2 separate regions of the Homo sapiens genome follow, and region 2 is linked to region 1. Evidence: chromatin loops called from intact Hi-C (ENCODE). Cell type or tissue: mammary epithelial cell. All regions are shown on one strand. Links, peaks and the distances in the headings refer to the core of each region. The heading gives the core; the rest is flanking DNA. Region 1 overlaps IPO11 (importin 11). Region 2 has its middle 200 kb from the start of LRRC70.

The links. A loop is a pair of places that touch in the nucleus more often than their neighbours do. Peaks named below come from ENCODE experiments on the same cell type or tissue, not always from the same donor. Only the 100,000 strongest peaks of a DNase experiment are listed, where the experiment ranks them.
Region 2: it touches region 1 in a loop (14-fold over the local background); 38 of 110 quality-filtered maps call a loop at or near these places.

What each region holds. Positions count from the first base shown.
Region 1 is chr5:62,434,670-62,451,133 of GRCh38, forward strand. IPO11 (importin 11) reads left to right here. Exons shown (of 30, transcript NM_016338.5): 2 at 2,605-2,748; 3 at 8,314-8,414; 4 at 15,258-15,330. The coding sequence starts at 2,611. It also overlaps the pseudogene RNU6-661P. Among named protein-coding and RNA genes, the nearest start is that of IPO11, 30 kb to the left of the region's middle. In mammary epithelial cell, for the core only: a CTCF peak has its summit at 9,284 (motif pointing right); a DNase peak (open chromatin) is centred at 8,812; H3K27ac peaks cover 280 bases.
Region 2 is chr5:62,771,558-62,788,021 of GRCh38, forward strand. It overlaps the pseudogene ISCA1P1. Among named protein-coding and RNA genes, the nearest start is that of LRRC70, 200 kb to the left of the region's middle. In mammary epithelial cell, for the core only: a CTCF peak has its summit at 7,590 (motif pointing left); no DNase peak of the experiment used is centred there.

The DNA of each region.
Region 1 (16,464 bases), core at 5,817-13,816:
AGTATATTTAAAAAATATTGGTTACATGTTGCAATGATAACATTTTGGATGTATTGAGTCAAATACACTATTAGGCCTGGTGCAGTGGCTTACACCTGTAATGCCAGAACTTCAGGAGGCCGAGGCAGGCGGATCATTTGAGGTCAGGAGTTTGAGACCATCCTGGCCAATATGGTGAAACCCAGTCTCTACTAAAAATACAAAAATTAGCTGGGCGTGGTGGCTCGCGCCTGTAGTCGCAGCTACTTGGGAGGCTAAGGCAGGAGAATCACTTGAACCCGGGAGGCAGAGGTTGCCATGAGCTGAGATTGCACCACTGCACTGTAGCCTAGGCAACAGAGTGAGACGCTGTCTCAAAAAAAAAATATATATGTATATGTGTATATATATATGTATATATATGTATATATATGTGTATATATGTATATATGTATATATATGTATATATGTATATATGTATATATATGTATATATGTATATATGTATATATATGTATATATATGTATATATGTATATATATGTATATATATGTATATATATGTGTATATATATATATATCAGAGCAGCTGTAGTAAAATATATATATTAGGATTAATTTTTACATACTTCTTTTTACTACTTAACGTGGCTGCTAGAAAATGTAAAATTAGGCCAGATGCCATGGCTCATGCCTGTAATCCCAGCACTTGGGGAGGGATTGCTTGAGCCTAGAAGTTTGAGACCAGCCTGGGCAACAAAGCGAGACCTTGTCTCTACAAAAAATAAAAAATAAAAAAAAATTAGCTGGGCCCGGTGGTGCATGTCTGTGTTCCCAGCTACTTAGGAGGCTGAGGTGGAAAGATCACTTGAGATCGCGGCTGCCGTGAGCAGTGATCACGTCACTGTGTTACAGCCTGGGTGACAGAAATTTAAAATCTTAATCTGGGCTGCGCATGGTGGCTCGCGCCTGTAATCCCAGCACTTTGGGTGGCCAAGGACCTGGCAGGCAGAGGTTGCAGTGAGCCGAGATCGTGCCACTGCACTCCAGCCTGGGCAACAGAGCAAGACTCTGTCTCAAAAAAAAAAAAATCTCAATCTGGCCGGGCATGGTGGCTCATGCCTGTAATCCCAGCACTTTGGGAGGCTGAGGCAGGCGGATCACCTGGGGTCAGGAGTTTGAGACCAGCCTGGCCAACGTGGTGAAACCCCGTCTCTACTAAAAATACAAAAATTAGCTGGGCTTGGTGGTGTGCGCCTGTAATCCCAAATACTGGGGAGGCTGAGGCAGGAGAATCGCTTGAACCCGGGAGGTGGAGTGAGTTGAGATTGTGCTGTTGCACTCGAGCCTGGGTGACAGAGTGAGACTCTGTCTCAAAAAATAAATCAAAATCAAATCAAATCTTAATCCAACTCTATCAGTAACTTGGTATTTTTCAGATTCTAGTTATTAGGCCCTTTTTAAGATGGTACAATGAAATTTTTGTGTTTTTGATTAGCCCTGCTTTACTTACATAGGTTTTGAAATGGTTGATTTTCCCTAAAAGGTAATCTAGGTCAGATTTCTTGTTGAATCAACATTTGGAATCTTGCCATTTCACTGCAATTTAATTGTAATTATTTTAACAAAGGAATTCATTTGCTTTGGCTATATTCTTTATAGGCTAATAACTTTCAGACTTTTACTGTCTGGAACATTCTTCGGTCACAGAGATAGCCACTGTCACTAAGCTGTATCAATACAGTACAACGCTATTCCCTGTCACCCCTGCACTGAGAACTTCGACTTATTTTCTGTCAATATTTTTAGCTTTCAATTTTAATCCTTATATTTTGTACGTGTATATTGTGAATAACTATACATACTTGCTAAGTATAGAATTGTATATACAATTTTGGGGGTGATTAGAAACAGAATCCCGGAGAATTCAACAAAATCAAGAAATTGTGTGTTTGTTGAATGGCTTCAGCTACATGGTATAGGATTAGATGACCCAGCCCTTAAGATCCTTTCTGACTTAGGTTTTAGATTTTTGTTTAATAGGTCAGTTTGGCTTTTTTCCCCATAGCATTTCATTTTGTATGTTTCTTAAAATGATTTGGAGATGCACCATTGGTGGCACGTAAGATGATGTTGGAGAGTACTTTACTAACAAGTCAAAGCAATTCTTTTGCAGTTTTCTTTTCTTCCTTCTGATTTTGTCAAGGATAAAGTTAGGTGTTACTTACTGTATGGTTTAATACTTTTATAACACTTATTAATCTCCTTTTTAAAACGAAGACAGAAGACATTATGCTTAGTCTTGGGCACGTAATGGTACTTACTCAGAATTTAGAAACTTTGAAGTTTGTGTGTGTATCTCCCCTCCCTCAATTTATTATCTTCTATTTATGGAACAATGAAAGAGAGTTTCCTTTAGGAATAAATTGATTTAAGCAAAAATAATTTGATTATGAATTTTAAGGATGAGTATGGGGTATACTTAGAAAAGATAGAAAGGCAGAACATGAAGGATTAGATGAATGGGAGTAATTCAGAACATGAAAGCTTTTTGTCTCCATTTATTTTACTGTTAATTTTTTATTACTTGTAATACATATTCAAGTATGTTAACTTATCATTGCCAGGTTTCCATGGATCTCAATAGTGCCAGCACTGTTGTTCTTCAGGTGTTAACACAGGCCACCAGTCAGGATACTGCTGTGTTAAAACCAGCTGAGGAGCAGTTGAAGCAGTGGGAGACACAGCCAGGTTTCTATTCAGTGTTGCTGGTAAGTTGTTCTAAAATTGTTTGCTTTTCTTTTTAATAAAATGAGACAACATTAATTTGTTTTAAAACCCTAGTTTTATTGGTAGTTTAGTGAAATAGATTCAGATGTTTGGCTGCTGATGCCTTTGCCATTATCTTATTACTTTATGACTTCTTAAGGGTGTTAAATAAATATTTATTGATAAATATAAAAATAAGCTAGGTATATGTAGCATCTGCTCAGAAGGCAAAACTGTGATGATTTTCAGTTTTAGTACGTTAAAAGTGTCTACTATCAGGACTCTAGGTAGCACTCTTTCATATTTTGTCTTTATCCCTACCCCAGGTAATTTATGTTGTCATAGTTGTTCAGGTCTCCACATTGCAGCATCAATGTCAGGTGTACCGTGTATTTCACTTTAAAATGTTTTCTTTTCTCATCTAAAAATTTCATTCTCTTGACACAGCTGATGTTTTCTTGGATATAATGGGAAATGGTATAATTAATTAACAATATGTGCTTTAAATTAACCTTTATTGGAGTTCAAAGTTTTTGACTAATTAATCAAAATTATTTTCTCAATGCCAGAATGAAAGAAGTCTTTTTGTGTTGAACACTTTCCTTATACTTTTCTTCTGAGAAATTGAGAACTCTGATTAGTGTTTGAGGTTTAGCTTCTGGTCAGGGCAACAAAGCTCCCCGTTGGGTTAAAAACTGACTCAGTATTTGTGACCAGGTCATAGAATCAGAGCAAAATTGTTTATTATATCTTGCAAAATAAAATAAATGATAGCAGTTGTCATATATATTTTAACTTGTTGGCTAAAAAAGTTTGAGTTGTTTGTTAAATTGAAGAAGATATTGTTCATGACAGTAAGGGAAATTGTTTAAAGTCAGACTTGTTATCCTGAATATAACAAAAAAGATGGCTGTTTGGCTCAGTAACAGAATCGTAAAAAAAAAAAGATTGATTTTAAAAGATACTAAAGAAAACATCTTATTCTTTATGTAATCTTAGCATCATGTTTGTAAATTTTAGGCATAGTATAAATCTTTAGAAAATCTCTTGAGTAGGGCCGGGTGCAGTGGCTCACTCCTGTAATCCCAGCACTTTGGGAGGCCAAGGCGGGTGGATCACCTGAGGTCAGGAGTTTGAGACCAGCCTGACTGACATGCTGAAACCCCATCTCTACTGAAAATACAAAATTAGCCAGGTGTGGTGGCGCACGCCTGTAGTCGCAGCTATTCATGAGGCTGAGGCAGGAGAATCGCTTGAACTCAGGAGGCGGAGGTTGCAGTGAGCTGAGATCGTGCCATTGTACTCCAGTCTGGGCAACAAGAACGAAACTCCATCTCAAAAAAAAAAGGGGGGGAGCAGCGGGGCCAGGTGTGGTGGCTTATGCCTGTCATCCCAGCACTTTGGGAGGCCAAGGCGGGCGAATCACGTGACCAGGAGATTGAGACCATCCTGACTAACACGGTGAAATCCCGTCTCTACTAAAAATACAAAAAATTAGCCAGGCATGGTGGCGGGCGCCTGTAGTCCCAGCTACTTGGGAGGCTGAAGCAGGAGAATGGTGTGAACCCAGGAAGCAGAGCTTGCAGTGAGTGGAGATTGCACCACTGCATTCCAACCTGGGCGACAGAGTAAGACTCCATCTCAAAAAAAAAAAAAAAAAAATCTCTTGAGTATCTTTACTCTCCTTACGCTTATTTAAATGAATATGCTCTATAATTAGTCTTGTGCTTTTTCTGGCCAAAATATAAAACACTTTCAGAATTTCTTATTTTAATTACTGCTGGACCTTAAAAACCAATAGGCATTGCTTAACTGTTGTCTTTTTATGTATTAATAACTATACCTTATTAATAATACTAACTGCGTAGGTTTTTTTTTTTTTTTTTTTTTTTGAGACGTCTCGCTCTGTCGCACAGGCTGGAGTGCAGTGGGGTGATCTAGGCTCACTGCAAGCTCCGCCTCCCAGGTTCATGCCATTCTCGTGCCTCAGCCTCCTGAGTAGCTGGGACTACAGGTGCCCGCCACCACGCCTGGCTAATTTTTTTGTATTTTTAGTAGAGATGGGGTTTCACCGTGTTAGCCAGGATGGTCTCAATCTCTTGGCCTTGTGATCCGCCCGCCTTGGCCTCCCAAAGTGCTGGGATTACAGGCGTGAGCGACTGCGCCTGGCCCAGTCTTTTTTTTTTTTTTAAGTAGAGACAGGGTCTTGCTTTGTTGGCTGGTGTCAAACTCCTGGGCTCAAATGATCCTCCCACCTTGGCCTCCAAATGTCTTTATTTTTATTACCTGTAATTTTCTTCTTAGAGGGATATAACATTTCTTTTAGATGGAACAGATTATATTTACAGTAGATTAAAAAGCTGCTGTGTTTTAGTCTTCCTTTTTCCCCTATACTCGCTATCTAGGTACATTTGATCTTACCTAGCTGTCCATTCTAGTCAGGAGACTCCTGTATTTGTATACATGATCTCAGGCTTATGTTCTAGTCCTGTTTTTCAGAGTACTTATAGGACATTTCTACTTGGATTGACATCTGCAGCTTGACTTTTCTTATTTTTGTAAGTGTATTTGAGATAGACTGAGTGAGATCCACCAACTTCCACAATATTCCCACATTACTTCCATTCGTTCACTCATTTGCTCAATAGAAAGTTAGGAAGTTTCTGCTTTGCCAGGCACTGTGCTAGATTCTAGGCGTAAGACAAGACTCAATGTAGTATAGAAGGTGGACATGTAAAGTGTGAAGATCAAATGTGATTAATGTGGTAAAAGAAGTGCATGTTTTGTAATGGAGACCCAAAAGAGGGACTTGCACCCAGTTGCCAGTGGTTCGAAGGAATAAATGTGAGTTACACAACTATATTTGTAATCTTTTTTCTTTTTTTTTGTATTTAGACATGATTTTCTAAAATTGGCTGTATAGTGTACGTCCCCTTTTTTTTTTTTTTTTTTTATCTGAGGTGGAGTCTCGCTGTGTTGCCCAGGCTGGAGTGCAGTGGTGTGATCTCAGCTCACTGCAACTTCTGCCTCCTGGGTTCAAGCGATTCTCCTGCCTCCGCCTCCTGAGTAGCTGGGATTACAGGCGCCCCCCCACCATGCCTAGCTAATTTTTTGTATTTTTAGTAGAGACAGGGTTTCACCATGTTGGCCAGGCTGGTCTCTAACTCCTGACCTCAAATAATCTGCCCACCTCGGCCTCCCAAAGTGCTGGGATTACAGGCGTGAGCCACTGCGCCCAGCCTGCATTCCTTTTTAAAAAATACTTGGCTGATCACAGTGGCTCACCCCTGTAATCCTAGCACTTTGGGAGGCCAGGGCAGGTGGATCACCTGAGGTCAGGCGTTCAAGACCCACCTGGCCAACATGGTGAAAGCCCGTCTTTGCTAAAAACACAAAAATTAGCCGGGAGTGGTGGTGCATGCCTGTAATCCCAGCTATTCGGGAGGTTGAGGAAGGAGAATCGCTTGAACCCGGGAGGTGGAGGTTGCAGTGAGCCAAGATCGCGCCACTGCACTCCAGTCAGTGCAACGGGAGTGAGACTCCATCTCAAAAAAAAAAACTTACAAATGTTTTTCTATAGCAAAGGACATACTTCCACATCATTTTTGGCTTTGGGGTTTTCCTATACAAGGTTTAAGAGGTCACCTTTGGGAATTTGAGTTGTTTTTGGTCTGAGACATAGTATAATTATAGTCATTATTATTATTTGGATTAACATAATGCATACTTTTTTTGAGTAATGGTTAATGTTGAGTTGAGATTATTCACATCACATGTAGCTTTATCTCTCTTGTTTTTTGAGACAGAGTTTCACTCTTGTTGCCCAGGATGGAGTGCAATGGTGCGATCTCAGCTCACAACATCCTCTCCCCTCCCGGGTTCAAGTGATTCTCCTGCCTCAGCCTCCCAAGTAGCTGGGATTACAGGCATGCGCAACCATGCCTGGCTAATTTTGTATTTTTATAGAAACGGGATTTCTCCATGTTGGTCAGGCTGGTCTTGAACCTTTGACCTCAGGTGATTTGTCCCCCTCGGCCTCCCAAAGTGCTGGGATTACAGGCATGAGCCACTGTGCCTGGCCTTTTTTTTTTTTTTTTTTTTTTTTTTTTTTTTTTATGGGACAGAGTTTTGCTCTTGTTGCCCAGGCTGGAGTGCAGTGGTGCGATCTCTGCTCACTGCAACCTCCGCCTCCTGGGTTCAAGCAATTCTCCTGCCTCAGCCTACTAGCAGCTGGGATTATAGATGTGCACCACCACACCCAGCTAATTTTTTGTATTTTTAGTAGAGATGGGGTTTCATCATGTTGGCCAGGCTGGTCTCGAACTCCTGACCTCATGGTGGTCCACCTGCCTCGGCCTCCCAGAGTGCAGGGATTACAGGCATGAACCACCATGCCCGGCCGCTTTATATCTCTTAAAAATGTTCTGCTATCAAACTTTTTTTTTTTTTGAGACAGAGTCTCACTCTGTCACCAGGTTGGAGCACAGTGGCGCGATCTCGGCTTACTGCAACCTCCACCTTCCTGGTTGAAGCTATTCTCCTGCCTCAGCCTCCCGAGTAGCTGGTATTACAGGCATGCGCCACCATGCCCAGCTAATTTTTGTATTTTTAGTAGAGATGGGGTTTCACCATGTTGGCCAGGATAGTCTCGATCTCCTGACCTCGTGATTCGCCTGCCTCGACCTCCCAAAGTGCTGGGATTACAGGCGTGAGCTACCGCGCCCAGCTTTATCAAACTTATTTACAAGGATAATTGTTTTGATAAGGAGGGTACTATGAAATAGTTTTATTTCATAGCATGTATTAACCCCGGGGCCTTGACTCCTTAGAATCTTTGAATCTATGCTGTAGTGGGCCTACTTTTTCTAATTTGGAAGTTATATATTTTATTGAATATGTATGGGCTTATGGTATTCATTTGAAAAATAATTAGGTTTGCTTGTTTCTGAATTTAATTTTTTTACTAGGGGAATTTTCAAACACACCTTAAAGCAGAATAGTACAATGACTCTACATGTGTGTTACTCAGCTTTGAACAGTTAACATACAACTGAGCAGGTGTACTTCTTATATGAATTGTAGAACTATATATACTTCATAAATATCGATATGATATATGTAGTGATAGAATATAAACAAATTTAATTAAAAGATCTGTCCAGGCTGGGTGTGGTGGCTCATGCCTGTAATCCCAGCACTTTGGGAGGCCAAGGCGAATGGATCACCTGAGGTCAAGAGGTCGAGACCAGCCTGGCCAGCATGGTGAAACCCTGTCTCTACAAAAAAAAAATACAAAAAATTAGCTGGGCTTGGTGGCAGGCACCTGTAACCCCAGCTACTTGGGAGGCTGAGGCAGGAGAATCTCTTGAACCTGGGAGGCGGAGGTTGCAGTGAGCCGAAATCGTGTCATTGCACTCCAGCCTGGGCGACGAGAGTGAAACTGTCTCAAAAACAAAACAAAACAAAACAAAACAAAACAAAGATCTGTCCATACTTTATTGTGGGTACATTAATTATACTTTTTACTTATTCCATGCTAATTCTAATATTATGTTTTTTATTTATAGAATATTTTCACCAACCACACTTTGGATATAAATGTAAGGTGGCTTGCTGTACTGTATTTTAAACATGGAATTGATCGCTACTGGAGACGTGTAGCACCTCAGTAAGTTCCATCACTTCCCCTATTCCTTGAGTATAATCCTTCCCAAATTCAGGAAGGTGTAAGAATACTTGTTTATGTAAAAGGATGTGTTAGCGCTTACTTCTGCAGCACATATACTAAAATTGGAGCAATACAGAGACGATTAGCATGGTCTCTGTGCAAGGATGATGTGGAGATTTGTGAAGTGTTTGATATTTAAAAAAAATGCAAAAAAAGTGTTTACTACTGAATAAGTGTTCTATTTAGGTAATGACAAATCAACAGCTATATTATTGTTTTCTTCATGGTTTTCCATTTGAGTGTGTGTGTGTGTGTGTGTGTGTGTGTGTGTGTGTGTGCGTGTGTGCGTGTGCGTGTGATGTTGGCCCTCTGCTTGCAAGGATCATGCTGAGTCAGTCATGTTGAACAAAAGCCCTCTGTTTTAGTCGTACCCACTTAAAAGGCTGAGGCAGGAGGATTGCTTGAGCACAGGAGTTTGAGATCATCCTGGGCGACATGGAGAGACCCCATCTCAAGAAAAAAGAAAGAGAAATATAAGGTTAGGATTTGGAAGAAAAAAAAAGCCATTCAGAAGGAAATCCCAGGTCAACTCTGAACCAGCTAGGTGTTAATTTCTGAGTCTTATGCATTCTTTCTCTATGGTGGGAATGGAGTAGTATACATTTGTAATCACATTAGTATTCAGTTATAACTGCTATGTACGTGGTTAACAGATTTAGTAGTTAATTTTACATGTTATATAATCAATGCAAAATCATTGTAGACATGACCCTGGGATTTGTTTGATAGAAAATATGGTAGTGAATTTTGCTTAAGAAGTAACATAATCTGTGTTTTCCAGTAGATGGCACTATAGCTCTCTAAATTCTTAAAAGCCGTAAGACCTTTTTTCTCAGTCTGAATACTTCAAAATGCATATAAAACATGTCCTTGAATAATATTGGAAACAACAAGAATATTTTCAGGCTGCACTTGGGATACTATATTACGGTTTAAAGCAGACATGTCTTTTTCTTTTTTTTTTTTTTTTGAGACGGAGTCTCGCTCTGTTGCCCAGGCTGGAGTGCAATGGCATGATCTCGGCCTACTGCAAGCTCTGCCTCACGGGTTCAGGCCATTCTGCCTCAGCCTCCCGAGTAGCTGGGACTACAGGTGCTTGCCATCTTGCCCCGCTGATTTTTTGTGTTTTTAGTAGAGCCAGGGTTTCACTGTGTTAGCCAGGATGGTCTCGATCTCCTGACCTGGTGATCCGCCCGCCTTGGCCTCCCAAAGTGCTGGGATTGCAGGTGTGAGCCACTGTGCCCGGCCGGAGTAATTTTTTACATAGGATTAATTCATAATTTTGGAGAGAAATATGGTAAGTAGTGATGAGAAAATGTGCATTATTTGTTTATAGGCAATGGCCCAGCAGCACTTTTCTACTGCTTTGTCCAATTGAATTTTACGTGTCTGCTAAAATTCATTTTGTTTTAGTGGTTATATAAAGGATACAATTATAAATGCTTGTCTTGGCTGGGCACGGTGGCTCACACCTGTAATCCCAGCACTTTGGGAGGTCGAGGATCACCTGGGGTCAGGAGTTCGAGACCAGCCTGCCCAACATGGCGAAACCCCACCTCTTCTAAAAATACAAAAATTAGCCAGGTGTGGTGGCGGATGCCTGTAATCCCAGTTGCTGGGGAGGGTGACACAGGAGAATCACTTGAACCTGGGAGGTAGAGGTTGCCGTGAGCCAAGAACGTGCCACTGCACTCCAGCCTGGGCGACACAGTGAGACTATGTCTCAAAAGAGAGAGAGAGAGACATATATATATGTATATATATATAAACATACATATAAATATATATATAAATGATTGTTTTGAAGGGAAAGTAAATTATTAAATATTTCATGTTGTACTTTTACATAATGAATTAGAACCTAGAATTTAGCTTAAATTTAAAAAGTTATGAGATAATTTATACAATATTAGGTAGTTAAATCCCAAGCTGTCTCTTTTAGTATATATTGAAATAAAAGCTGGAAAGGAGAGGATGCTGGAGCACGAGTGGCAGTTTAGTAATTGAACTTATAAACTTAAGACTTTTTAAAAAGATGCTTGTTTCTGTACTTATCAGTTTCATTTTATATAGATCCTACTCTTAACCATTTTCACAGAATGAGAATTAACTAACAAGCTTGTTACCATTACCATATACATTGCAGTGTATCTGGGTCCTAATTAATTAAATACTGTCCAATTTCTGCTTGACATATAGTTTGAATTCATCTAATGATAACATGCATAAAATTAAAGGTGGAATGTTAATTATTATTAGAGAATTGTTAAAGATGTGAATTTTCTTCAGGTTAATGGCTTGTTTCTTTAATATGTATACAATCCCTGACTTATGGTTGTTTGATTTGATGATTTTTTTTTTACTTCACTATGATGCGAAAACAATATATATGTATTCAGTAGAAACTGTACTTCAAGTGCCCATACAACCATTCTATTTTTCACTTTCAATACAGTATTTTTCATTTTCAGTACAGTGTTCAATAAATTAACATGAGATATTTATTACTTTATTATAAAATAGGCTTTGTGTTGGATGCTTTTGCCCAGCAGTAGGCAAATGTAAGTGTTCTGAGCATGTTTGAGGTAAGTTAGGCTAAGATAATGATGTTCAGTAGGTTAGATATATTAAATAAATTTTTGACTTACAACATTTTGTATTTACTGTGGGTTTTTCAGGTGGTAACCCCATCGTAAGTCAGTATCATCTGTATTTTTTTTGCATAATCTATTTTGATAGATAGTCATTGTACACTTTTATTGTAGTTAGAGTTATGCAAACTGCTAAACCTGGCTCCTTGGCATAAAAGAAAAGTTCAATTACAAGTTTAAAGCAAAATATTGTAGGAGAACACATTATGTCAGGGGTTTGATAGTAGAAGGGAACTATTAAAGTTGGAAAGTATAGCATAGTCATAAAAGGATTAGAGAGATCATTTTTAATGACCTGAATGTTTATCTTAATCTTGTTTTCTCATTTGTTTATTAACTTTGAGTAAGTCATTAAGGTTTTAAAATACTTTCTTTGAAGTGTAATGTATAACAGACTTTAAAACAGTACACAAATGAAGGGTGTAGTTTGAATGTTTATAATGCAAAGACACCTGTGTAACTGCCAGTTGGAACTAGATAGAACACTTATAGCACTCCAGAAACTTTTACACACATGTGCATTTTATTACTATTTATAGTCACATGTGTGTTCAACTTTAGTAGATATTGTTAATTAATTTTCTAGGCTGGTTGTACGAGGTTGCACTTCCACAGCAACATACGAGTGTTTGTATTTGCTCTGCATTCTTATCAGCACTTGGTCTGATCTTTCATTTTAGTCATTCTGGTGAGCTTAGTAATTTTAGTTTGCATTTTCTTTATGAATGATGAGTACTTTTTAATGTACTTATTGGTCATTGGGATATCCTCTATTGTGAAGGGTCTGTTATTTGCACATTTAAAAAAATTGGGTTATCTTATTGATTTATGAGACTTTTATTTTGGATACGAGTCCTTTGTCAAATATACGTATTACAAATATCTTCTCCTAGGCCAGGTGCAGTGGCTCATGCCTGTAATCCCAGCACCTTGGGAGGCCGAGGCGGGCAGGTCGCCTGAGGTCAGGAGTTCGAGACCAGCCTGGCCAACATGATGACACTCCATCTCTACTAAAAATACAAAAACTAGCTGGACATGGTAGTGTAAGCCTGTACTCCCAGCTACTGAACAGGCTGAGGCAGGAGAATCTCGAACCTGGGAGGCAGAGGTTGCAGTGAGCTGAGATCATGCCACTGTACTCCAGCCTGGGCAACAGAGCGAGACTCTGACTGCAAAAAAAAAAAAAATCAACTTTGTGACTTGCCTTTCACTTTCTTCATGATGTCTTTTGATGAACAGAAGCCCTTAATTTTAATGAAGTTTAATTTAATTACCTTTCTATGATTATTTCTTTTGGTTCATAATTATATATATATATTTTTTTTTAAGAAGACAGGGTTTTGTTCTGTTGCCCAGGCTAGAGTGCAGTGATGCAATCATAGCTCAGTGTAACCTCTAACTCCTGGGCTCAAGCAGCCCTTCTGCCTCAGCCTCCTGAGTAGCTGTGACTACATGTGTGTGCCGCCAGTGGCTAATTTTTAAATTTTTTTTGTAGAGATGGGGTCTTGCTATGTTGCCCAGGCTAGTCTTGAACTCCTGACTGCAAGTGACCCTCCCACCTTGGCCTTCCAAAATGCTGGGATTTACAGGCGTGAGCCAGTGCCCCCAGCCTATTTATGAAATTTTTGCTCAACCTGTGGTCATGAAAATACTCTGTTTTCTACTGAAAGCTTTGTTTTCCTTTTCTATTTTAGGTGTATGATCTTTCTGGAATTTATTCTTGTACAAGGTGCTTATGTGAAGTAGGGACGTGTTCTTTCTCCATTGCATTATGATTGTACCCTTGTTTTTTTATTCTTTTTTTTTTTTGAGACAGGGTCTTGCTCTGTCACCCAGGCTGGAGTGCAGTGGTGCCATCATGGCTCACTGCAACCTCGACTTCTCAGGCTCCAGTGATCCTCCCACTGCAGCCTCTGGAGTAGCTGGGACCACAGGTGCGTGCCACCATGCCTGGCTAATTTTTGTATTTTTTGGTAGAGACAGGGTTTCGCCATGTTGATCAGACTGGTCTCGAACTCCTGAGCTCAAGCAGTCCAACTCTCTTGGCCTCCCAAAGTGCTGGTATTACAGTCACCACGCCCAGCTAAATTTTGTATTTTTAGTAGAGACAGGGTTTTGCCATGTTGTCCAGGCTGGTATTGAACTCCTGGCCTCAAGTGATCTTCCTGCCTCGGCCTCCCAGAGTGCAGGGATTACAGGCGTGAGCTACTGTGTCCAGCCTCACACTTTGTTTTCTGTGTGTCTTGTTATTTGTCCCCTTTTTTTTCTTTCTTGCTTTACTTTGGATTACAGTAGTTTCTTCTTATCTGCAGGTGATAGGTTCCAAGACTCCCAGTGGATGCCTGAAACTGCAGATAGTCCTGAGTCCTTTATTTAGTATGTTTTTTTTTTCAGTCTGATAACAAGATAGCTACTAGATGTCTAGTGGGCAGGTAGCATGTACAGCATGGGTGTGCTTGACAAAGGAATAATTCATGTCCCAGGCCAGACAGGGCAGGACAGCATGAGATTTCATCATGCTATTCAGGATGCTACGCTATTCAAAACCTGTGAATTTTCCATTCCATTCATTGAATCTGCTTCATTGATGGTAGATTACTGAAACCATGGAAAGTAAGGGAGGACAACTATATTCAAGACATTTTTTATTACTCAGTTTTACTCTAAAATGTTTAGTATGTTTTCATTACTTAAGTGATTATAACATGGACCCTTGATATTCTTGTATTAGTACTTTACTTTTTTTAAGAAAACTTTGTTTTGTTTTGTTTTTAGAGACAGGGTCTTGCTCCGTTGCCCAGGCTGGAATGCAGTGGCACAATCATAACTCACTGCAGCCTCGAACTGCTGGGCTCAAGAAATCCTCCTGTCTCAGCCTCCTGAGTACCTCAGACTACAGGTGTATGCCACCATGTTCTGCTAATGTTTTTTAGTTCTACTTTTTTGTAGAGATGGGATCTTGCTATGTTGCCCAGGCTTATCTTGAACTCCTGGCCCCAAGCAGTCCTTCTATCTCAGCCTCCCAAAGGATTGGGATTACAGGCATGAGCCACGACGGCTGGCCCTTTACTTTTTCTAGTTAATGCCAGAACCTTGTAGTAATACGTTAATTCTGTGTAATCCCTCTTGTCTTTAATGCTATTGTTGTTGTGTGCTTTAATTTAATTTAATTAATTTAATTCTGATACCCAGAATGAAAAACCTTAAAATGAGGCATTAAAATTTAATGTACGTTTACTATTTAAAAAAATATTTAAGAGACAAGGACTTGTTCTGTTGCTCAGGCTGGAGTGCAGTGGTGCAATCATAGCTCACTGCAGCCTTGACCTCTTGGGCTCATAGGATCCTTCTGCATTGGCCTCCCCAAAGTGCTGGTATTACAGGCCTGAGCCACTGTGCCTGGCCTTAATTTTAAAATTAACAACACATTCATACGTATGTATTCAACATGTATACAGTCTTATACAGTAGTGTTCTCCTTTCCTGTCCAGTAGCTTTCTATTTTCCTTTCTCATACGCAGTCAAAATTATTAGTATTGTGTTTATTCTTTTCGGAGATGTTTAAAATGAAAGATTTAAGCTAGTTGATTTCTGATAAGTCACCCATCCCAGATATTCCCTGATTCTGAATCTCTTGCCCCATAGAATAATCTCACACAGATTTTATGAAAGAAGCCAATGGAGTGGCAATATTTACTTGTATAGATTTTTTTTTAGCTGTGTTTTTTTTTTTCGTAGGCAACTATTTTTACATCAATAAAAGTGAACATCAAATATATTAATTACCTGGATTTGTCTTATTTCCTCTTGCTTACTGTGTGGTGCTTCCCATTTATTCAATTGTGAAGGAATTTTATGCTTCCGACTTATCTGATGTGCCAGTGTACAAGTAATAGAAATAATCTTATTCATTTACCAGAACCAATTAGGGACAGTTGTTTAGAAAACTTTTTATTGTTAAAGTTCACAGTAGTGCCAATATACAAGTAATGGAAATAATCCTTTTTATTTACAAAAACCAATCAGAGACACATGTTTGAAAGGCTTTTTATTAAAATTTACAGTAATGCTTACCTACATTTATTATTAGGTGGCATTCTTTTGCATAATCAATACTTTTTTTTTTTTACAGTGCTCTCTCAGAGGAGGAGAAAACTACTCTGCGTGCAGGGCTCATCACCAACTTCAATGAACCAATAAACCAGGTTAGTGAGAAATGAATGCTAATTTTTCTTTTTATTTGTACTGCTTTTCCAAACTAATTTTATATTCTGGCATTAAAATGAAAAATAAAAATATCACTATTACACTATTTTCATTTGTGATGTTTTTATCTATTTTTAAATTTTGAGATCTATTTGTAGCGTTGAATAGTTTTGATTAGATTTGGTTATTATTTAAAGCCCAGAAGTCATTTTAAGGTATATTTGTATGCTTTTCAGCTTTCTCATTTTATGAGCCTGTATTTAAAGCAAATCTCTCTATATAGTCACGTGATGCCTAATGTTATTTTGGACAACAGTGGACTGCATGTATAATCGTGGTCCCATAGGGTTATAATGGAACTGAAAAGTTCTCACCCATTGACATCATAGCTGTCCTAATATTGTAGTGCAATGAATATATTACTCATTAGTTTGTGGTGATGTTGGTGTAAACAAACCTATTGCACTGCTGCTAGTCTCACAAAAGTATAGCATATACAACTATTACACATTCTGTGATATTCACACAACCACAGAATTGCCCAGTGACACATTTCTCAGAACATATCTCTGTTGTTAAGTGATACATGGTTATATTTGTAGTCTTACTGCACAAGAATTAATTTTAATGATTATAATTTTTAGATTAACTTCCCCACCATTTAAAAAAAAAAAAAACAACTCAGAATGGCTTCAGGTTTTTTTCTATTGGTTGCATCCATCACATTTTCAATTCCTACTATTCTGTGGCAGCTAGATAGTAAATTATGTACAGCTTTATCTTTTTTTTTATATTGAGGTCTTCTAAGAATAAAATAAGTTTTACTTATAGGTACAATAATTCTTAAGTTTTTTCAAGATAATACTTGGTTATGCTTGATTTTTTAAATTGAGCTATTAAAGCACAATTTGGCAGTATTTCTAATACAATTTTATTTTGACCTGTTTAAATGATCTCTGTTCTTTGCTCTTTCTTGACAAAGGAGCTGAAGCATAATGGAGAAAAACGGAGTTACCTTTAATGGGGCAGGAGGTGATTAGGGAGGGGTTTGTGTTACTGAGCAGTGAACAACTGCCTAATTGTTCTTTCAGCTAGCATTTGGGAAACACTGATATGTAGAAATATCATTATTT
Region 2 (16,464 bases), core at 4,213-12,212, 340 kb after region 1:
ATGAAATGCTCAAAGTTTCTCCATGGGCCATTGCTTTTACCTGAGCCATGACTACATTTCAAATCCTACTGACCATTTCAAAGGTGATTATTCCACTCAGATGATAGCATGACTGGTGCCTTTGTAAAGCATTGACTGTGTTTGACCTCACAGCGAGGTGAGGTTGAAAACTTTGGTAGTATTACAGCAGTTCCCGCTTATCTGCGGGGATACGTTCCAAGACCCTCAGTGGATGCCTGAAACTGTGGATAGTACCAACCCTATATATACTAAGTTTTTTCATATACATACATAGCTATGATAAAGTTTAATTTATAAATTAGGCAGAGTATGAGATTAACAACAATAAGAAGGTAGAACAATTATAACAATATACTGTAATAAAAGCAAAATAAGGGTGACTTGAACCCTGTACTTCTATTGCACTGCAATATTGCAACAGTGATCCGATAACTGAGATGGCTTCTAAATGCCTAATAGGTGGGCAGGGTCTACAGAACAGATACACTGGATGAGGGATAATTCATCTCCAAAGCAGGATGGAGCTGAATGCTGTTCAATTAAAATCTTGTGAATTATTTCTTGAATTTTCCATTTAATATTTTTGGACCTTGGTTGGCCATGTGTAACTGAAACCACAGAAAATGAAACTATAGATAAGTGGTGGTGGTGGGGGGGCTACTGTACTGAGTATTTGTTAACTAAGTATTTGTAAAACTTTTGGTTATGGTGTGTGATTAAATTCCTTCTGACTGCATAAATGCTATGGTCTATGAAAAATGATGATTAAAAAGATTGTTTTTTGTTCACAACATTTATTTTATTATGTATTTATTTTTATTTAAGTTTTTCTTTTTTAGAGATAGGGTCTTTTATGTTGCCTAGGCTGGCCTCGAACTCCTAGCTTTAAGGAACTCCTGGGTTCAAGCGATTCTCCTGCCTCAGCCTCCATAGTAGATGGGACTACAGGAACATGCCATGGTGCCCAATCTACGTTTTTTAAAAAGTGAACTTTGTTTCCTCTAAAACAATAACTTGTCTCCAAATTTTTTTTGCTATTATGCACAAGGTGACGTAGATTCTTATTTTATAAAATCTGGAAAAAAAAATGGAAAGGAGTTTATCATGGTGGTTAGTAATTGAGTTTCTGTTCTGGTTGCACTATTTAAAGCTGCGTGATAGTAATTTAGGTGCCTAGATCCTCTGAGATTTCCTTTAAAATGAGAACAGCACCAGTATCATAGGTTATAAGTTACAAACTTATAAGTTACTATATATCTCTATATATGTATGAAAATGTATTGCTATTGTTGTTTTCACTGATATTTATATAGCAACTAGACTAGGCATCAAATTATTTTACAAAGAGCCTTATTATGGTTTCTCTATTCATTGGAAGCAGCATAGATGAGGAAGTTGCAGGGCCTAGGAATTTGATATTGATGAAGAAGCCCCATTTTCTTTCTATGTTCAATTATCTGGGTCCCCTCTCTTTTTTCTCCTTTGCTTAAAAAATACACCTTACCCACAAACCCTCTTTATCAAGACTCAGCATGCTTCAAGGTGACTTTATGGCCTTTGCTAAGACCCCCTGACCAAAGACCGTCAGAAACACAGCTACAGTAAAAATAAAAGGGTTAAATTTAATAGTTTGCCTCAGCAGGGAAGCATGCACACCGTGGATGACCTTGGGAAGTTCATCTTCAATTTACCCTTCTGTAACTTCCCTTTGGAAGTTAGAGAAGGGTAAATCTAGAGTTTTGAGGACTAGAGTTAGTCACCGAATAGTCCTGATGGGGACTAGTAGAATTTGTCAGCTAGGGTGAGCCTGTGTCTTATCTTGGAAGATAGGGCCCGAGCAAGTTGCCATTAAAGAATCTGAGCTTAGACTGTTTTCTTGATGCCACAATTTGGTCCAGTTTTGCAAGCTGTGAGTTCTGTTTCAATTCTCGGTTACCATCTTCTGGTCATTCTTCAGTCTAAACTGAAGGAGAGACCATTGTCTCTGGGACATGATCTATCAGATCTGCACTATTGTCTGGAGTCTGTTGATTAGAAGATTGCTCAGAGAATGTCATCTGCAGTTGAACTAGAGTTAGTCCCTCATGTTTCTTTAGTTGCAGAATGACCTGTTGCATCATCTGGTATGCCAGTGACTATACCGCAGCATTTCAGACTCTGGAGACATATACCTGGCACCTGCCAGATAGGCAAAACTAGGACAAGGATTATTACTACAGTTTGAAACATGCCCGTAACTGATTTAGATGTCCCTTTAATTTTGATATAGATTGTTTGACTTTGCCAATACCTGAGTAATTAGTCCTTAACCCAGTGGTTTGTTAGGGGTAAAGTTCTTGAGATTACCATGATTAAAAATGGAGATGTCTACTAACAATTAATTTATAACCTTAATCCAGCAGGAACAAAACAATGCAATGCAGCACATGGTAATCAGTGGTTTCTGCCTCTGGAGAGGTTTGTTTTCAAAGTACTGGGTGGAAGTCATCTTCAATACTCAGGCTGAAGAGTCCTAGAAATCATCATTCAGTCACAGGAGACTCTTCATGGTGCTGATGTTAATGGTGCCTGGGGATTACTCCCCTGTAGTATTAATAGACCAGGGTACCTGGTATAATCCTTTATTGAGGTTCTTTTGTTATTACTTCTACTATGGAAGATTCAGACCCTGATCTTACGCTTATGGCAGGGCCTTTTAGGTGAATATAAGGAAAAAGCAGAGATCATTTTCCATAATATGATTAAATGGCTCTGATTATTTTTTGTAATAAGTAACAACATTAGAGTGAAGGGGAGTGGAATTCTATAATAATTAATAATACAAAATGCTCTTATAAGAACTTAGTCCTTATAAGATTTTCCTAGAATTAGAACATGTTATGGACTGTGAAGGTATTGACAAATCTCTAGGCCTTCAATTTATCTCCAAAAGTATACTACGAATGTTACCAGTTGACAAGTATGTTTTAACAGAAAGGCAAAAATATTTTGTATATAGTTATTATATCAGTCTTTTATGTGAACATGTGTGTTTCTTTATATCTGAAAGGCATGTGACTATTGGAACATATTTATATTAACTCATTCTACTTTTATATAATCTTGGAAGTCTGAATTTTTCTTTTGACTTTACCCTCCCAAGGAAAATAAAACTTATCTTATGGAAAAATTTTTTTCAAGGTAACTGTGCCAACAGTTTGAGTAAACTTGGAAGATTCTGCAATGAGTAAACACTGCCCTATAGTCTTGGAAGAAGACTCAAACGTTTTACTCAAATTAATTATTTACATCTTTTAATTGGTAATAAATTCAATTGAATATGCGTATAAGCTTTGCAAGCTTCATTCCCACTCAAAAATAACAAATATATTCAGGTTGCTTTTTAAATTTAAAAAGTGAATATGTTGAGTCAGCTCTTGATTAATATTTGTTGATTCAAAAATACTGCCCAAAATTTACAAGTTGCTGATATTTTTGAGCAGAGAACCCAGATCATGAACCCAATGGTTTTAAAAGCCTAATTTTAATTTTTTTTCCTTCTCTATTTGCTATCCAAGTTTCAAAATTTGTTATTTGCTACTCAAGTGACAGTGTTAATAAAATGTGAAATTTGTTCTTATAATAACATGGAACCATTTCAGAAATAAGTTTAGTTTTATCTTGACATTTGTTTGACAATGGGAGACCATTATTGGATTGCAGGCTCACATCTGTCTAAGTTATTGTCTAATTAACCTGAAATATGCTTGCAGAGGCATAATTTTCTCTATATCATTGTTTCCCAACTTTTTTTTTTAATCACAAAGAGGACACATTTTTTTAAATTGACAACTCAATCTCTACATACATACAGTATTGCATGAATTATAAGTGGATCCAACAATCATATTATTGATACAAACTCATGAGCATTTGCATAAAGCTATTGCTCTAGGTTTTGGTGTGTTTTGTGCCAGCTACTTTAGTGAATAAACTAAACATAAAGGAACTCAGCTACTTGAATTCATGAGAATCAGCTTTCAAAAAAAGCATATATATCATCTCATAGAATACTTAATATGTCAAACCCAGGAAAATCAGTAACTAAGTGACAAAAGGAACACTTTTAAAGAAAAGTTGGTGATAAATATGTTAGGCTAAAATACTAAGAACTTTAGCAACTGGACCGAGGAACCAGAAAGTGTATGCACACTGGGAATTTTAACAAAAGATCCCCATGTTCTCCTGCACAGTGAGGACCACATTCCAAAAGCAGAATTCTGGGTTGCTACAATGTCATCTCTCCTACAAACCACTGTTTCAAAGGTGAAAGAAACAAGAGGTAATTCACATAAAAAGGTTTTAAAATTCTTCCCACTCAAAATAAAATAAAAATAATATAACCTGTATCAAATTATAAAGAAATTCTATTAAAATGTTGACCACATAAAGCAGTCAGACCATTTGCCTTCGCTGACTGCCTCAGAGGGCAGAGCATGTGTCACCTACAAGGAAGGGGAGAGAGGGGTAGAGTCCCTACTCTCCCCCGGCCTGTAGAGTCAGGGTGGAGAGGAGCCCTTTGGCTTCCCTGGGGTTTTGTTTCCTCACATAGGGAATTGAGGGAGGTGGGCTAGATGGCTTTAAGAGACTCCTCAACTAAAAGAATCAAAGTCAGCTTGAGATCCCATCTCTGAACAGACATATAGGGTGGCAAAAGAAATGGATTAAAAAACAGGTGGATGACGTCTTTCTCACCTTTTGATACCATCACTCAGAACTAATCTGTACTATAGTTGAAGAAAATCTTTGCCTGGTACTATTAAAGGGTATACAATGAGGCAGCTGACAATGAAATTTTTCATAAAAATGTATAAAAAGGCTATGTTAAGTTCGGGTGGAAAAAACAATGCACCACCATATTACTACCAGCAGTCAGGACGTCCTGTCTCGGATTTTAGGAGTCGCCGATCTGGTTGGGAGAAATGCTGAGGGAAGCTCAAGCCATTCAATAGCGATCTAAGGAGTGCACACAGTTCAGGAAAGGGATAAACAGGTGTCCAGGAAGGCAACTTTAATGAAACTGGTTCTAAAACAAAGGATGCAAGAGATCTAAATGATCCAAAAAGAGTGATGACTTCTCATTTTGTCCCCTACAGAGAATACAAATATCATTTCTTCCGGAATCCAACACACTGGCTTCATTTTCAAGATGTATCACTTTATTTTCCAGCACGTGACAGTCACATGATTTCTGCAGTGAGCCCCAAAGCTTCCACGAGCTTTCCTGGAACCTACGGCCAGAAGAGTCCTGAGATTTCGAATATTAAAGCTTTCTCCACAGCCACAAGTCCCTTTGATGTTTGGGTTATTGAACACAAACTCACTGGATAATTTGTCTTCAACATAGTCCATTTCTGTTCCTAAAAGTGTTAGCTGTGCTTTCTTTTCGATGAATACTCTGACTCCATCTTGAATAACTTCTTCATCAGAATCTCCTTTTGTCTTTGTATATTCTAGAGTATAAGAAAGGCCATTACAGCCCCTGGTTCGGACACCAACTTTTACACCTACATGCTCAGGCTTATCTTTAAGAAGTTGTTTTATCTTGTTTACTGCTGAAGGTGTCAGGGTGAGGGCTGCCCGGGTGGGCTGCAGCTTCCTCTTGCTCACAGCCCGGGCAGTTGCCCGGACTAAGGAAGGCGACATTTTCGCCGTCCCGGCGCCCCGGTGCCTGGGGCCGGAGGTTGGCTGCCTCAGCCTCTCTCCACGGACACGGCGGGCGCATTGGTTTCCCAACTTTTAAATTGTGCCTCTCATTAGCAAAATAGTTTGACAATGTCTCTCTCTAAAATGTGTGCATATTCCTTTTTTCTTCAAATCATATACATATAGTATTGTTATTCTGTATATTAAATACTAAGAAAGTCTAATTTCTAATTTTTGAGATAAAAGTATGAACAGAAATTCTATTATTTTAAAATTTTCTGGAGTATGTAACTTCACTTTGGAAACTGTAGTCCTATATTTCTGATTTGTAATAATTTTCCTGCTCTAATATTTCTTTGGGATACAACTTTTTTTCTGTCATTTGAACACCATGGAGCAGTGGCTCTCACCTGAGGGCAGAATCTGACGGCAGTTGCCTAAGAACTAGAGTTTAAAAAGGCCTGTCCGTGATCCTGATCCACCTCCCCCAGGACCACTGTATTCACCACCCAGCTACCCCATCTCATGAAGACGGTGACTAGTAGTAGCAACATGGCCTTAACATACCTTACCTGGGTAGCAAAATGGCATGACTAGCAATTTTTTATGCAGATTGTACTTGCCTAGATGTGGTAGAAAAACAGTGAGGCAGAATAATAAAAAAAAATTTGTGTCCTACTGAAAAAAGCTTACATGAAAAACTTTTAAAAAGAAGGGGTTTACATCTGTGTGTATTTAATGCAGTGGTCACTGTGCAATGCCACATGCAATTGTGTCTCTCTGTGAGCCAGGAGTTTTGCTGAGTATGTGTAAGTGGGTAAACTTAATGGTTATTTTGTAGCATCATTTTTTAAATGTGGTGGGAGAATCTGTGATTTAAGGAGTTTTATGGCGAATCTCATTTTGTGATGTAAATAGTCATTTTTTGAGTATAAATCCAAATTTTTGTATGCTGTTGGCCTAATGAGTTCCCTATCATAGACAATATTAGGTGATGGCAGGGAGGTGGGACTCCAAGGCTTTCATTGTACATGTAAATTAGAATGGCTAATTGAAGCAGATATCCAGATAATTCAGACCAAACTCTCCCTTTTTGTTTGAAATATACTTGGCTGAGTTGTTTAAAAAAACAAAAAACAAAAAACAAATCTGTGCTTCTTTTCTTAACCACGACCTCAGCAATCGTGAGCAAAATGTCTGAGGGAGTGTTCTAACAGGCCTAAGAGGAAGCTCTTAAAAGAGAGACCTGTGGTCATATAGACTTGAGAAACACTTCCTACTTGTCCCTTCTTTTGGAGAGTCATCATGCATTACAGACTATGAAAAGTCCTGCACAAAGGAAAACTTTTGAACTTAGTTTAACCCAGTGTTTTCTAAACTTCTGTGACAGACAACCCTTTATTTACATAAAATTTGCTAACTTACAGTCAAACTGGTGTTCTTTGAAAGTCCATTTTGAGAAATGCTGGTATAAATTAAAGCGGTATTTATATAGCCACAAGTGCTAAGAGTGCTAGTCAGTAATCCTAAGAAGCCAAGGATGATGGGGCATGAATGTCCACAGTTTCATACTGCTGCCACTGGTAGTTTGAGGGATTTGCTAAGGGGATCCTCCAGGCAAACACTGGGTTTATAATGGTTAGGCTTTATCCCCAAAGAGAAAAATAACCACTTAGTGGGCTGAGATTGGCCCATTAGTTTTCCCAGAGTCTCTTTTTCTCCTGAGCATCTCCTCCCACCCCAAATTTTTGCAACTTTTTAAGGGGATGAGAGGGATGGGGTGGAGCATCTTTTCCCAAGTGGAGAGATCCCAAGGGCTCTGTCATGCAACACCGGGAAAACAGAAAACGTTAAGTAGAGACAAAGCCTTGAGCTCCCCCTAGAGGTAAGTATCTGATCATCTCTACTGTGGCAAGACACGAAAATACCATTTGTTTTTTTTTAAGATTTACATATCATGGACATCATTTAAAGTTCGATTTAAGAATCACCTGAATATTTTAGTTAAAAAGTAAAAGAGTAGTTATCTTTTAATATTAGTGCTTATTTGAGTTTAGATATTATTTTATAACTTACATTGTACCTCTCATCAGCGAAATAGTTTGAAACTGTCTCACTGTAAGTGTATATATTCTTTTTTCAAAATATGTACATGTAGTATTGTCATTCTGTATATTAAGTATTAAGAAAGTCTAATTTCCCTACAGCTGTTACAATGTTTACCAATAGCTACTCCTGTCTAAGGGCTATGAACTAGTCGGAATCTGCATGTTTTTGGTCAGAAACAGCCACATAGGGTCAGTACAGATGACCCAATCTGCAAATACTATGTCTTATGGAAACATAACTTTGGTTAATGTGACTTTTATGAGGATTTCGAATGCAAATTCTTCATCCTTATTCCCAAACTGAGCCACTGATGCACATTTATTTATTTATTTATTTCCTTTATTTATTCACCTGTATTTGGTAAACAGCAGGCACTTCTCTCAAATGTTATGACATTAAGGGATGCCTTACGACATTCCCTTAGGGTGCCTATGACATTTGTGATTCTGTTAAGATCACTTTGGCATTATGGTTGGTCTAACTTTGTTCACGAATGTGTTGTGTTCTGTTTTTATGATGTTTATGACCAGAGATGAAAGTAGGCTGTGCTCAGAGAGCTGGTCCCTGTTTAGCCTATCTCCTCCCACATTGTGATTTGGAGAAAATCATTTTCTCCAAAAGTTTTTCAGGGCCTTGGCATTTTATTTATTAATCATGAGATGCTGGCTGGGCGCGGTGGCTGATGCTTGTAATCCCAGCACTTTGGGAGGCCGAGGTGGGCAGATCACCTGAGGTCAGGAGTTTGAGACCAGTCTGACCAACATGGTGAAATCCCGTCTACTAAAAATATGAAATTAGCTAAGCATGGTGGCACACGCCTGTAATCCCAGCTGCTTGGGAGGTTGAAGCAGGAGAATCACTTGAACTGGGGAGGTGGAGGTTACAGTTAGCCGAGATCGTGCCATTACACTCTAGCCTGGGCAAAAAGAGCGAAACTCCGTCTCAAAAAAAATAAATAAAAATAAAAAAAAAATCATGAGACGCTACAATATCCAAAGGTGGACCCACACTCTTACTTATGCTAATGGAAGGGCAGTCCCACGTGGTAGCACATTGAGGCACATGTATCCTCAGGCGTGTGGGGAAGGTGCCGACGGGTCAGCAAAGTCACCATATGATTATAGCACGCCTCCCTAAAGGTTCATATTTCTCAGAGATGTAGGAGGAGGCCGTATTGTTTTGACATTAAAACCAAGACAAATTTGCTTGGGAGCAAATTAAAAAGACATGGAGGTTTACCACAAAACAAGAATGAATTTGGAAGCTTCCAACAGGCCCCAGGGCATACATTCACCGCTCTTTACAGTTAGTGGTGTTCCAATAGAAAGGCTTGAGAAGTGTTGCCTTGGGCCCCAGAGCCCGGGGTGACACCAGTGTGCCTGGAAGCCCACTCCAAGCTTGATCACAGCGTCATCTTCAAGCTCACTCGGGGTCACTGTACGTCTCTTCTCCCTACACGAGGGTTGTGGCATCTATTACACCACTACTGTGTGCCAGGCTGGGTGCCAAGCCCTTTATATACATTTACTCTTTGCAGGGGTCCTATGGTAAGAGCTGTTATCCCATTTTACAGATGACAAAACCAAGACACGAGGAATTGAAGTTTCTGTATTTGCCCTGTCAGTGAGTGCCTGAGGCAGAAACTGAATGCTTGGTCTGTTTAACTCTCCAGTGTGCAGTTCCAGCTCCAACCCTGTGGGAATGCTGGCTAGGCTGCTTCCTAGCGGTGAAGCGATGGGAGCGCAGGAGCGGAGCGGAGCTGGGGAATCCCACTCCTCCCATTCCTAGCCTGAATTTTAAGGGCTGAGCAGTATCAGTGGTGGTGTACCATGATTGCATTATCAATCTGCCTTTACAGAATCCAGGAGATATTCCACTGTGCACAGTTTGACGTAAGTCTTTTTTTTTTTTTTTTTTTTTGAGACGGAGTCTTGCTCTGTCGCCCAGGCTGGGGTGCAGTGGCGCGATCTCGGCTCACTGCAAGCCCCACCTCCCGGGTTCACGCCATTCTCCGGCCTCAGCCTCCCGCGTAGCTGGGACTACAGCGCCCACCACCACGCCCGTCTAATTTTTTGTGTTTTTAGTAGAGACGGGGTTTCACCGTGTTAGCCAGGATGGTCTCGATCTCCTGACCTTGTGATCCGCCCGCCTCGGCCTCCCAAAGTGCTGGGATTACAGGCGTGAGCCACCGCGCCCGGCCTGATGTAAGTCTTATATTTCAAAGTTTTATCATTTTGCCGAGTCGTGGTGAGCACAGTACCATAATTCACTCTATGGCCCAAAAGAGGAGGTCCCAGATAAATAAAGTGCTTGGAGGTTTTTAGGTCGTTTGTGCTGCTAAGTCAGAAAATGGAGAATGAAGACAATTTAGCACAACTTAAGAAATATGAATCGGGTGCTCACTATACACTAGCACTGGGCCCTACAGCTAGAAGAGATAGACATGCATACAAATCCCCTTTTTTTTTTTTTTTTTGCAGTTAAATGCTATGAGAAAGATAAAGTAATACCTTTTATCTTGGGTATTTTCTAGTTCATATTCTCAAAGAAGATCACTTCTTCTTTGATTTTGAGGGAGGTGGGCAGAGTATGCCCAGGTCAAGGTCCCTATCATTTGTTGGGGGCAGCATTGGACGACATCGTAGTTTCTTGGAGGTTCACAGTGGCTTTCTGTGGAGCAGGCACCAAGATTGAGGCAGTTCACGCATCACTTATTAAGACAAATTCCCTTTGTCTAGCACTGTGACTGTTGGCCTGATGAAGGGAAATTGTGAAAAATTTTGCTTGTTTCAGAATTTCAGCTTCCCGTTCTGGCCATCGCCTTGCCTCTGCTAATGTTATTTGTGTCCCAAGGTTTGAAATTATTTGGTTTATTAAGGGAGCCTGATATAAGGTGCTCCGTCAGTGTCATCTCATCTCCTAAATACTGCCCGCAGTTCCAGGAGGAAGGGATTTAATAGACTCTCGTTCCTTTAGGAAGCTTAATTTGAAATTCATTTGGGCACAGAAATTTTATGGGTACAATCAGATCCAGATATTGCTTAATGAAGTTCTAGGCAGATGTACAGTGAATGATCTGTGCCTACTCCAAATCCTCAGTTACGCTCCTCTGATATACCATTAACTTTTAGAAAACCTGAATCTATGACCCAAATTCTAATTAATCCTAAGAATAATGAGGTACAAAGGCATTATTTTTTCCTTTTTTAAGTTTTCTTTCTCTTGCTAACAAAGAATTTTAAATTGTGGCTCTAGCATTTAAGTGCATACATTTTGAATTTACAAAGTATGGAGAATAACATGAAATCATCAGCAGGTCAATGAATTAGATTTTATTTCTGTGTGTGTGGTAACATTAAACATCTATGGTACAACTTTCATTTATTCTTGTGTCAACTATTGCTTAGAGTAATTCAGTATCATAATCTATATTTAACTTATTCTACTTTATAAAGGACTTTAAAATAACATACATTATCTTCCATAACATATGCTATGACATTGGTATTATTATCCCCACTTCGTACTTGAGGACACTGAAATTTAGGAAAGATTAGTTAACTTGCCTAATTTCACACAGTTGTGGTCCTAGGAAAGAAACATATATTTTAATAGCCAGCCCAGGTTTTTTTTTTTCCATTAAATGATCAGATTCTCTGCTATTATGTTTTTGGTTTTAGTTAATAGACATATTGGTTGCTATTGACATTTGGCACATCTGGCTTGCTGTTCTTAATGACCAGTGGGCTCTGGGCACTCAAATATCGACCAGTGCCAGACAGCTAATGTCAATGAGTGTGGTGGGCTGGGTGTCAGAACAAGGAGTGGTGGGGACAATGGCAAATTGGAGAGTGTACACTCCATTTAAAAAAGGGTTCCCTTACCTATTCCCACTGGGCATGCTGGCCTGGTGTTGCAAAATATTCTAAAATTTTAAGAGGAGCCAGAGATCTGGATTTTGTGTGGAATCTCTCCATTCTAAGTGTTGGCAACCAAATTTTTTTTTCCCTTTTAAACTCTGCAAGCCAAACAAAACCCATCTATTAGGTGGATTCAGTTCATGACTGCTAGTTGTGACATGGGCTTGCTTTTTACTTTTTTGGAGGTACATGTGAAGGAGGAGTGAGTGGGTGGGGTAAGGCCAGCATCACTTACTCGGGCTATAGATGGTTCTTTTCCTGAAGCCAGGAAGTCTGAGCAAAGCTGGGGAGCCTGTGGGTTTCCGGGCTGCTTAATGTGGGCTATTCTGGGACTGCCTTCTTCTTCCAGAACTATCTGAAATGAGGGAGACTTCCTTATAATTAGGGGCTGACCACTGAGCTCCGTGGCATTGCCCACTCTCCAGTAGTTAGTTGAACTTTGTTTAGTATCTTTATTATTATTTCTTTGCTTCCTTCATTTCTTTCCTCTTCTTGGGAGATTTCATTTTCAGCTGCAATCAGTAACATTTGCAATGAAACTGAAAATCAACTGAAACTGTTGCAAATGAAACTGAAATGAGTAACATTTGCAATCTTCCGAGACAGAAGACTTTAGAAGAGGGTGAACTTTTTTTGTTGTTGTTATTGTTATTCTTTAAGTTCTGGGGTACATGTGCAGAACATGCAGGTTTGTTACATAGGTATACGCCTGCCATGGTAGTTTGCTGTACCCATCAACCTGTCATCTATATTAGGTATTTCTCCTAATGCTATCCCTCCCCTAGCCCCCCACCCCCCGACAGGCGCCAGTGTGTGATATTCCCCTCCCTGTGTCCATGTGTTCTCATTGTTCGACTCTCACTTACGAGCGAGAACATGTGGTGTTTGGTTTTCTGTTCCTGTGTTAGTTTGCTGAGAATGATGGTTTCTACCTTCATCCATGTCCCTACAAAGGACACGAACTCATCCTTTTTTATGACTGCATAGTATTCCACTGTATATATGTGCCACATTTTCTTTATCCAGTCTATCACTGATGGGCATTTGGGTTGGTTCCAAGCCTTTGCTATTGGGAATCGTGCTGCAGTAAACATACGTGTACATGTGTCTTTATAGTGGAATGATTTATATTCCTTTGGGTATATACCCAGTAATGAGATTGCTGGGTCAAATGGTATTTTTGGCTCTAGATCCTTGAGGAATCACCACACTGTCTTCCATAAAGGCCGAATTAATTTACGTTCCCGCCAACAGTGTAAAAGCATTCCTATTTCTCCATATCCTCTCCAGCATCTGTTGTTAGAAGAGGTCTAACTTGTTTTAAACTAGATTTCCTTTTGTTTGTGTGATCTATGGATTTTATTTATTCAGTTTCCTGTCCCTGCAAGCACAGAAAGTTGAAAACTAATTTGATTCAATTTTCCCAGATGCAATCTCATGTGTATTTTATGTTAGTTTTTAAGGTTTTTGAATTTTAACCAAACTCGGCACAAAGTGACTATGTTACTGTTATACGCCACATGCTCCGCTGCACAAATACATAAGCATTAGACTTAGGTTTTTCTCTATTGTAAAGAAATTCAGACCTTCTCTGAGTGTCTAATAAAATTCCATCTAGATTAACATGTGCTTTTGACCAAGAGATTCTTTTACTGTATCAATGTAATGGTTTGAACATTTTTCATCTTTGGAGATATGATGAAAAGGTGGCAAAAGCATGTAATGAAGAAGGTTCAGAAACTCTAGAATTAAAACCTATTATTTACTGAGCACTTATTATTTGCCAGGCACTGTGCTAATACTTCACAGTCATCCCACATTATCTCATTTAATCCGTTAAACCATGTGTAATATACCTATCAGTTATACTTTAAAGATGAGAAAATTGGCCGGGCACGGTGGCTTACGTCTGTAATCCCAGCACTTTGGGAGGCCGAGGTGGGCGGATCACGAGGTCAGAAGATGGAGACCATCCTGGCTAGCACGATGAAACCCCGTCTCTACTGAAAATACAAAAAATTAGCCAGGCGTGGTGGCGGGCGCCTGTAGTCCCAGCTGCTCCGGAGGCTGGGGTGGGAGAATGGCCTGAACCCGGGAGGCGGAGCTTGCATTGAGCTGAGATCGCGCCACTGCACTCCAGCCTGGGCGACGGAGTGAGACTCCTTCTCAAAAAAAAAAAAAAAAAAAAAAAAAGAAAAAAAAGAAGATGAGAAAATTAAGTCACAGATTCAGTACTTTGCCCAAAATCCTATGAGTAGTCAGGGGTGGAACTTGGATTCAAACTCAGGCTTATTTGATCCACAAAGTGTCACATTTCTAACCACCATGTTATATAGCATTGTTATCAAAGAATGATTTCTGCTTCAGGAGCTATGCAACAGAATAAGCAAAGAAAAGAGACTAGTTGGGGTGAGATGTGAATATCACTCTGTGCAATTAAGATGGCGCAAGACCCTTGGCAGATAGAGCAGAAGCACACTGGTCATACTTAGCAGGACATCGAACGTCATGTACTTCCTAGGACTGGTGTAGAATTAAACTGGGAATGCTGGCGACAGCCGCAAACTCCTCTTGCTTGCTGAGGAATGTATGGGTGTATAGTATGTGAGACTTTATGCCTTCAGCAGTTCATGACACTGGTGTTAAATGACCATTGGAGGAAACAGTGTCAAGTTTTACGATAAGGTGGAATATTGATTTCTGTAATGTTCTGCATGAATTTAATGGCTGCTTTGTGTTTCAGTATATGAATGTGCCTTAATTTATTCAACCAGTTCTATTAAGAGATACTGAGAATTTAATATCTATATATTTTGATCTCCAACAAGTTGTTGCCAAAGCTAGTCACTTTGAATTGGGCTTCACCATCTCTAGACTCTCGTTTGGATTTTAGTGTTTGGTATCACATTAGTCACAGTACATTGCATTTGTGAACAATAAAATCCAAATACTTCATCTTTGGCAACCAAAGCCTTCCATGATGTTCCATTTCAAGACATGGCTAGTTAACAAGATAGGTGCCAAGATCTGTAGTTGAACCTATTCTGGGTACTGTTTGTGCTGCCACACAAACTGCTGCTAAAATAGTTTGCTTCTAGAATGTAGACAACCTGCTGAAATCAACATAACTGGGATATATGGAAGAATGAAGCTATTGTCTTAATACTTGTCCCTCTTGAATCAGCAACTAAATTATAGCTTTATCAGTCTTCACTGGTCAAGTGTTTGCTATCTGTGGATTGTTAAATGCTGACAAGTTTTAAAGCCTATAGTGGGACAGTTTATATGTATTTTGTTTATTGAGTGCATTTAATTTACACATTAACGAAGCTAAGTTAAAATATGTATTTTATGGCTGCTGTTTTTTTTCCTAATAGTTGTTAACATATGTAGGTAGCAAGATTAAAAAAACAAAGAATTTAAAACTAATAACCTTGGAAGAAATTCCAGACTAGGTACATTTGGGATTGCCAGGAATGTTCTTTCATGATAAAGTTATTCAATTATCATCTCAGCCTTTGCTTCCTTATGGGATATTAGTGTAATTGATGTGATAACTTATTTAAGTTTGTGGTAAATAATTCAAATGGTCTAGAGTATGTAGGGAAAATAAATGCTTCTTACTCCTTTGAGGGCTCTCTTTGAGGAACTCTGTATTGACGGATTTTTCTTTTATCTTTCTAGAAACTATGACTACAAATATATTTACTTATAGTCACATTGGCATCTATGAACCATATATTTATTATATTTAATGATAGACCTATTTAAAAACATCTGTCTTTGTTTTTCCATAAATGGGATGATAATGTTCTCAGTTCTCCTATAACTTACTTTTTTCACTGAATAGCACCTCTTTAACATATTTTTCCATTGTTATTATGGGATGACCAATAAGTGTACTCGTACTCGAAGTTCTATGTCTTTGGAAATATCTAGGTGTGAAAAATGGCTGAGGAGTGTGCTTGGACCCCACAACCCTATGTACAGGTGCTCTGCTATGGCTTCCTGGTAGACTGGGGGCTCCACTGTGAAAAAGCACAGTTGGAATCCAGTTCTCACCACATAATATCTGCTTGATCTTGAGGAAGCTACCTAACCTTTCTTTGCTTCAGTTTAGTTTAATTGTAAAATGGGGATAATAATACTCTTGTTTCCTAGGTTGTGAGGATTAAATATAATGTAAAGTAGTTAGCATAATTTCTGACACATGGTAAGTTCTCAATAAGTGTTATTATGTTGAGCCTGAGGTGGGTTACAGCTTTGTATTTACTTTCTGAGAATTTAAATATGAAGTTATCTTCTATGCATATTAATATGGGTGTTCGTAAGCATGGGCCACTTAATTTTAAAAAAAAAGCTTTAAAAATCAAATTGGGCTAGTCTTAACATGTCAGTCAAATTTGAAAAGGTTCATTTTTATGCAAATAAACTATCAATCTACTAATGAATTGTATACAAGTTGTATATAATATTTTATTTTACATATTCTGAAAGATGAGGAGAAATTATACCAGATTTTTAGAAGACTAAAAATTGAAAGAGGTAAAAAATTTTTTATGAAAAAAGTTAAAGATGCTGAGATTCATGAACCTAGTTAATAGAAGTTTAAGGGATGACTGCTATTTTCAACACTATGAAGTTTGGTAGAAAAAGGAGTATATATGGGAAAATAGAATCAGATTATCCCCTGGAGAGAGAAAAGGAAGAAACTGTGTAATGGATGCAA